2 separate regions of the Mus musculus genome follow, and region 1 is linked to region 2. The links are chromatin loops, found by intact Hi-C in ENCODE. Cell type or tissue: left cerebral cortex. All regions are shown on one strand. Links, peaks and the distances in the headings refer to the core of each region. The heading gives the core; the rest is flanking DNA.

Evidence for each region. Hi-C counts contacts between places; a loop is a spot of excess contacts. Peaks named below come from ENCODE experiments on the same cell type or tissue, not always from the same donor. Only the 100,000 strongest peaks of a DNase experiment are listed, where the experiment ranks them.
Region 1: it touches region 2 in a loop (2.7-fold over the local background); 1 of 42 quality-filtered maps calls a loop at or near these places.

Annotation. Positions count from the first base shown.
Region 1 is chr11:74,552,804-74,556,943 of GRCm38, forward strand. All of the region lies in intron 2 of Rap1gap2 (RAP1 GTPase activating protein 2), which reads right to left. Among named protein-coding and RNA genes, the nearest start is that of Rap1gap2, 35 kb to the right of the region's middle. In left cerebral cortex, for the core only: no CTCF peak of the experiment used is centred there; DNase peaks (open chromatin) are centred at 2,059, 2,265 and 3,449; H3K27ac peaks cover 2,122 bases.
Region 2 is chr11:74,632,809-74,636,948 of GRCm38, forward strand. It overlaps Ccdc92b (coiled-coil domain containing 92B), which reads left to right. Exons shown (of 4, transcript NM_001013784.1): 3 at 2,433-2,480. Among named protein-coding and RNA genes, the nearest start is that of Gm50590, 14 kb to the left of the region's middle. In left cerebral cortex, for the core only: a CTCF peak has its summit at 1,854 (motif pointing right); a DNase peak (open chromatin) is centred at 1,860.

The DNA of each region.
Region 1 (4,140 bases), core at 1,073-3,572, 80 kb before region 2:
ACCTGGCCAATAGGGCACCATGGGAAAAAGTCAAAAGGATGTCACATGCATGACTTATTTTTTTGATACAGGGCATCTCTACTATGTAGCTCTGGCTGTCTCGGAACTCACTAGTAGAGCAGGCTGGCCTCGAACTCATGGAGATCCATCTGCCTCTGCCTACAGAGTACTGAGATTAAAGGTATGCATCTGTAAGGATGGCACATGTGTGAGTTTTTAATAGTAGTCTCAAAGGACAGGATCAACTCCAACAGATGTCAGGATCCAAAGATGCTGAAGTCTCTTATCCAGAATGGACTGGTACCCACATGGAGTCCACACATCCTCCTGTATGAAGCCCATCTTCTCTGGATTACTTATGATGTCTAACACTCTGCAACACTGTGTAAGCAAAAGTTACCCTGTGTCATCCCAGGAATAAGAGCAAGCAAAGGGGCCTGCACCTGTGCAATGCAGGTACGGTTTGAAACATATGTATTGCTGGGCATGATGGTGTATGTCTTTAAGCCCAGCACTCAAAAGACAGGAGCAGGTGGATCTCTATGAATCCTAGGCTAGCCGGATCTACAGAGCAAGACCCAGGCCAGCAAGGACTACATGGTGAGGCTCTGTCCAAAACTATGTGTATTTTCAATCCAAGGTAGGTTGAATCTGGATATGAAACCCAGAAAGGTCAATTACATACACAAAACCCACAGATTACTTCTAATCGTATGAAACTGAAGAGATGGCCCAGTCTATAAAGTGCTTGCCAAACAAGCATGAGGACTTGGGTTCAATCCCCATCCATGTGATATGTGTGTGTGTGTGTGTGTGTGTGTGACTGGAGTGCACACCTGTAATCCCAGTCCTGAGGAGCCACAGACAGAGGTCCCTGTGGTTCGCTGACTAAACAATCTAGCAGAAGTGGCAAGCCAATAAGAGAGTGTCTCAAAACTAAGGGGAACAAAAGGAATAAATGAGCTGGAGAGTAGTCGAGTGGAGAGCAGCTGAGAAAGACACCAAACATCAACCCCTGGTCTCCATACACATGGGAACATATACATTCTTACTACCCCTGGCCTCCACACACACAGGAACATATTCATCTATACTACCCTGGCCTCCATACACAGGGGAACACATACATCTATACCACCCTGGCCCCATACACACAGAGACACAGACGTCTATACTACCCTGGTCCCCATACACACAGGAACATACCATACATACACACACAAAATAAATTCTGACATATGCTGCAACACCAATGGATCTGGAAGCCTCTATAGTAAGTGGCCATGGGAAAGAAGATGATAGGGAATGAAGAGCTATTATGGAGTGGGTGCAGAGATCCATTTACGATAATAAAGTGCACACTGATGCACAGCAAGGCTCGAGCGCCTAATACCACTGAGCGATGCACCTAAGGGGCTAACAAGGTATGTTTTGGAAATGTAGCTCCTAGCATGGACACCCACTCTGCATAAACCATGCATGGTGGCGTAAGCCTGTAATCCCAGCATTTGGGACGTGGAGGCAAGAAGAGGGTTAGAAGTTCAAGGTTTTTCTTAGCTACATAATGAGTTTAAGGTCAGACTGGGCTAGGTGAGACTCTGTCAGAAGGGAGAAGAGAGAGAGGGAGTCAGAGAGGGAGGGAAGAAGGAAGGAAGGGAGGGAAGGAGAAAGGGAGGGAGGAAACTTTTTCTATTATATATATTATATTAAAATGAAAAGAGTTGGTGAATGTTAGATTAAAATGATAGCTGTCAGCTGAGGGTGTCGCTCAGCCCTGGAGCACCTGCCTGGCATGCACGAGGCCAGGTTTAAGTTCCAGATCCACATCAGAACTGTTAGCAATGGTCCATCCGTTTTGGGCCTCAAGTATCCAGATGCCTAGCACAGCACTACCTAAGGCAGGGAGGGAGGGAGGAGAGAAGGAAGGGGAAGTCCTGAGTTTAGAGGAGACAAGGAAGCCAGCTCAGAAGGCAGGAAGGCCCTGGAAGCCTGCAGCGCAGGCTTTCCATCTTCCCTCCCCCTCATTCTCCTGTTTGCCACACAGTGGTTGCTATGGAAACAAGGGGCACCTTGGGCTCCTAGAGCTCAGCCCAGGTGCTGCTACTCTGGGAATAATACCAGCATGTAAGAGAAAGGCCCAGTCCTCAGGGCTTTGTGTACACACACACACACACACACACACACACACACACACACAGACACACACACACTCGTCTACCCCCAGCGCCTCCTGTCTGTCTAGTGACCTCTGTCGTCATCGGGTAGACGTGAGTGGATGCGCACATCAATCCAGCTTGCTCTGGTGGGTCCGTGGGGGTGTTTACAGTCCTGTGGGCATGTCGTGCGGTTCTGTATGCGATCACACAGCCCAGGACTATTGTACACCACCAGAAGCACTATGATTAGACACCGTGCTCCACGCTTCTCCTGAGCTATCACGCTCAAAGCTCACAGCAGCACCGTGTGTAGCACTATTAATATTCACTGGTAAGGAAACTGGAGCACAGGAAGGTTGTGTGGTTTCCCTAAGTACACCCAGAGCATGTGAACCTGACCACTGGATCTGCACTGTGGGAACAGAGCTTAAAATATATATATGTATTTGCTTATTTTAGCCAAGGTGTACCCTTTAATCCCAGCACTTGGAAGGCAGAGGCATGCAGAGCACTATGAGTTCGAGGCCAGCCTGGTTTACAGGGTGAGTTCCAGGACAGCCAGGGCTACAGAGAGAAACCCTCAAAAGAGAAAAAAAAACAAACAAAAAAAATGTATTTTTACTTTATGTATATTAGTGTTTGCCTGCATGTATGTCTGTGTACCACATGCATACCTGAAACCTGGAGAGGCCAGGAAAGGACACTAGATCTCCTGGAACTGGAGTTACAGAGGGTTGTAAACTGCCATGTAGATGCTGGGAATTGAACCCTGGTCCTTTGCCAGAGTATCCGGTGCTCTTAACCCCTGAGTCATCTTCCCCAGACCCAAAGGTGAAAGCCCTTTAAACAAACTAGATCCCAAGCAGCTGTGGCCTACCTCACCTCAAGGACCACGTCCTGCCGTGGTAACAAACACCAAGGCTTCTTGAGCCCCACCCAAGGGTGATAAAGAGGAGTCCCTCAGATGGGGCCCAAGGAGCTGCCTTTTAACCCAGCCCCTGGACTGATCTGCCTGGCCAGCAGAGTAACCAGCCACTGATTCAACCTACACTGGTCATAGCAGAATGGAGGTGGGGCTGTACCTCCTGAATCCAGCTCCTGAGCTCAGTAACTAACAGGCCTGTGAAACTCCTCCTGCAGCCGCAGCTCCTGTCTACCACAGGCATCTAAAGGCAGCCAAGCACCCAGGCCAAGCCAGCTGCTGTCAGCATCCTCCTCCCCAAGGGCAGGGCCCCGCAAGTCAGTTATGTGGCTTTGTGGCCTGCCAGGCGCGGATTTCCGCCCACTCCACCCTCTCAGAATGAGTTGGGTGTGGGGCGGAGGCTCACACAGTGGGTAGCCTGCCTATTCACAGATCAGCCAGAGGCAGGGAGGCAAGCCACCTGGCCAGGGCAACAAACACTGCAGAAAGCTCCTGCTGGCTCTGACCTCGGGGAATAAGAGCAGACAGAAGCCATATAGAGACAGCATTCACTGTGCCCCTGACCAGAGAAACTCTCTCTGCTCCGGGAGGCTGAGGAAGCAGTGGCTGTGTACACCAGGAGTGAAGGAAGCTAAATCAGGAAAGGAAGGGTGGAGGCATATTTGCAAGAAAGCAAATCCAGAAACTGACAGAGGTGAGATTTGAACCTGAGATTACTAAATTGCTTCAGGTCATCCAGCAGGTGGAGACAGGATTTAAACCCAGACTGCCTGCCTCCGAAATCTACAAAGTAACCCACTGGTTGGTAGACCCTGTTCTGCACACATGCTTATGGATGGTAGGGAGGCTATGACCTCAAAAGTTCAGTTAAACCTGGAGATGGTTTTCCTTGCCACAGCTAGAAGGTGTGTGGTATTGGCAATAGGTGGGTAGAGATCCGGAGATTTTGTTAGACATCCTACAGGGACCAGGACAGACACCGCCCCCGTACCCCACCCCACCCCCAGGGACCATCCAGACCACTGTGAAGAGTGGAGCCCTGGATTAGTGTGACAGACCCAC
Region 2 (4,140 bases), core at 915-3,414:
TATTTCTTTTCTTCTCATTGCATTCTGGCACCAGTCCCATGTAAGAGAGATGCTGTTTTGCTCCCATTTTCCAAAAGAAAAAACTAAGGTTCAGAGGAGTATCCTTGCTGGCCAGGGTCCTACCATGAATTGCTTTCATAGAGTATTCATAGAATCTACAAGGACTCACATTAGAAGATGGATGGAGAAAGGTGGGAGAAACCAGTGTGGTGGCTCACACCCTTCCTCTCAGCATTCAGAAGGCAGAGGCTGGATGAACTCTGTGAGTTTGAGGCTGGACTGGTCTATACAGTGAGTTCCAGAACAGCCACGGCTATGCAATAAGATCCCATCTTAGCCGGGCAGTGGTGGCGCACGCCTTAATCCCAGCACTCGGGAGGCGGATTTCTGAGTTCGAGGCCAGCCTGGTCTACAGAGTGAGTTCCAGGACAGTCAGGGCTGCCAGAGAAACCCTGCCTCAAAAAAACAAACAAACAAACAAACAAAAAAATCCCATCTTGTCTTAGTTAGGGTTTTACTGCTGTGAAAACACCCCATGACCAAGGCAAATCTTACAAAGGACATTTAATTTGGGCTAGCTTACAGGTTCTGAGGTTAAGTCCATTATCATCAAGGTGGGAACATGGCAGCATCCAGACAGGCATGATACAGGAGGCGCTGAGAGTTCTTCATCTTCATCTGAAGGCTGCTAGCAGAATACTGACCTCCAAGCAGCTAGGATGAGGGTCTTAAAGCCCACACCCACAGTGACACACCTACCTCAACATGGCCACACCTACTCCAACAAGGCCACTCCCTGGGCAAAGCATATTCAAACCATAACACATCTCAAAAAAAGAAAAAAAATGGGGGAGTGGGTCCTACTTGGGGTTCTGTCTCCAAATCTTAAGCCCTGTGGTTAATGGTTGAAAGAAAACCGCCCTAGAGAAGTTAGTGGCAAAGCCAAGGTCCCTTAGGCCATTTCATAGGCCTTGGAGGAAGGGCAAGTTGGTCCCCAAGAGTCCTAAGGGTAGAGGCATCAGAGGGCTCCCAGTGGCCCCAGGGAGAAGGTTCAGGCTCCGGCCATAGCTAAGGTACTCTCTTGTGTCCCAGCAACAAGTGGCCTCCCCAGAGAATACAGTTCTAGCAAACTCTGGTCCCTAAGAGCATTTTGAGGATAGAGGAAGGGTAGGCCAAGGGCACAAGCCTGACTGTAGGTATGCTGGGCACTACTCCCAGAGATGTGCCACTTTCTTCGGGCTCGAAACTTTATCCCTGGGGGGCTGGAGAAATGGCTCAGCAGTTAAGAGCACTGATTGCTCTTCCAGAGGTCCTGAGTTCAATTCCCAGCAACCACATGGTGACTCACAACCATCTGTAATGAAATCTGATACCCTCTTCTGGTGTGTCTGAAGACAGCTACAGTTTATTCATCACATAAAATAAATAATTCTTTAAAAAAAAAAAAAAAAAAAAAAACACCTTTATCCCTGAAGGTACATGCAAGTGCTCCTAGTAGGCCCTCTTGACTCCCGGCTCCCTGCTGTCCTTTTCCCTGCATACTATCCCCAGTCATGTCCAAACTGGAACCCAGAGCAGAAGTTCTAAGCATCTGTCTGTCACTGAGCTGTAAACCCCTGAACCCTTGTTGTTCTAAGCTCTGGGAGTTGGGGCTGAAAATTGCTATCACACAGTTGCTCTGAGAGATGAGGCATTGGGGGCACCAAAGAATAAGTATAAGGAAAATAAGTTCTTTTTGGGTGCCCAGGAAGAACTTGTTCCTATGCCAGAGACCTTGGTGATGGCATTCCTTAGCTTGGTGCCCCTGAGGAGCCCCTCCCCTGCAACACCAAACCAAAGGCTGGTATATTGTCCACCACTAGATGGCACTGTTCTCCTTGAGCCCTTCTTGCCTGGTGGTCAAATGGGGTTTGGGAAACTACAGAGATCTTCAGGCGGTAATACAAGTACAATCCTGGCCATGAAATTAGTGTCACATGAATAGCTCCTGCCTATTTCTGTTGCCTCCTAAGCATTTCTTGGCATTGTGGCATTCATCAGTCAACTAAGCTTGCATGAGCCACGACCCTGTGTTTACAAGAGTCCTCCACAACCATCTAAACTGGCGTCATATCATCCCTTAAAACAGGCAAATACTCCCTCATCCCCAAAACAAGACAGGCTCTTCTGTCCACAGAGGTGGTCTCTGTTCCCCATCCTAGGAACAAAACCTTTGCTGGAAAGATCCCTGGGCCTAGAAACCCAGGCCTAGGCTCTGCCTTTAGTAGGGCTCTTTCCCTGGCTGGGATGTAAGGTAGTTGTTGTAGGTAGTTGTAGGCGGTGGTGTAGTTGATGCCTATGGATCTGTTCTTCTTTAATGGAGTTCTGATTTTTTTATCTGACATGCACACCTACTTGTGCACACACAAACTCCTCTATTCTCTCTTCCCTAGAGCTGACCCACGACCTGGAGATGAGAGAGGTCCAGTCTCACCAACAAGGTAAGAAAAATAGCTCTGGGCTGTGGCGGGAGGCACAGAAGGTTGAGTTTCTGCAAGCACTCTTTTTTTTTTTTTAAGATTTATTTATTTATATGTAAGTACACTGTAGCTGTCTTCAGACACTCCAGAAGAAGGAGTCAGATCTCATTAGAATGGTTGTGAGCCACCATGTGGTTGCTGGGATTTGAACTCCAGACCTTCGGAGAGCAGTCGGGTGCTCTTACTCACTGAGCCATCTCACCAGCCCTCTCCAAGCACTCTTAAAATGTCTTATATATTAGTATGGAATGGGACACATGGAAGCCTGAGAGTTTCTGGGAGTCAGTCAGCTCTCTGCTTCTAACAGTTGGGTCCCAGGGATCAAACTCAGGTCTTCAGACTTGACAGCAAGCACCTTTACCTGCTGAGCCCTCTTGCTGGACCACATTTGACTACTCACTATGTTGTCAAGGATGGCCTTGAACTCTGCAACTTCCTGCCTTTGCCTCCAAGAGCAAAAAAGGAAGCTGCCCAACACTGACCTCTGGCTTCCACAGTGACACAACAAACATAAACATATACACACACTGCACACACATACAAACACATAAATGACATAATGAAATTTTAAAAGATTTTTAAGTCTCACTTGGGCCGGGCATGTGCTACACATCTTTAATCCCAGCACTCAGGAGGCAGAGGCAGACAGATCTGTAAATTGTAGGCCAGCCTGGTTTACGAAATAAATTCCAATATATCCGGGGCTACATAAAAGACCCTGTCTCAAAACAAAAATGAGGAGGTGCTGTAGCAGTACTGAGTGACAAGATTAGGTCCAGATTTAATGTAGGAAAGAAGAACGTCAGCTGGGAGACCTGGAGCTGGGTCGTCGGGCTACCTCCATGTTCTAGCAGTCTTCAGAGGACTCTGGTAGAATCGCTCAAGAGAGGCAGAGGGGTGCCTGAGGCTTCAAACAGTTTCTTCATCATACTATATCAAATTCAAGGCCAGCCTCAACTACCCAATGACACCCTGGGACCATCTGTTTTGTGTTGAGATACTGCCTCACTCTGGAGTCCCAAATGGCCTAGAAATTACTGTGTAGAGCAGGTTAGCTTCAAGTTCATGACCATTCTCCGGCCTCAGCCTCCCAAGTGCTGATATTACAATCATAAACCACTATGTGGGTGCCAGAAGAATTCATAAGAATTAACAGAAACCTGGACATGAGGGTGCACGCCTTTAGTCCCAGCAGGTCACCGGAAGAGACAAGAGGATCTAGGTGAGCTCCAGGCTAGCCTGGTTTATATAGCAAGTTCCAGGCCAGCCAGTGCTTTATAGTGAAGTCATTGTTTCAGGAGGGAGGAGGGAAGGAAGGGAGAAAGGGAGGGACAGAGGGAGGGAGGGAGGGAGGGAGGGAGGGAGGGAGGGAGGGAGGGAGGGAAAAACATACCGATGTGTTAAGGTTCTTACACATCAAGAGCAAGGAAGGCTGTGAATTTTTTTCTTTTTTTTTTTTTTGTTTTTTGTTTTTGTTTTTTTTTTTTGAGACAGGGTTTCTCTGTATAGCTCTGGCTGTCCTGGAACTCACTCTGTAGACCAGGCTGGCCTCGAACTCAGAAATCCGCCTGCCTCTGCCTCCCGAGTGCTGGGATTAAAGGCGTGCGCCACCATGCCCGGC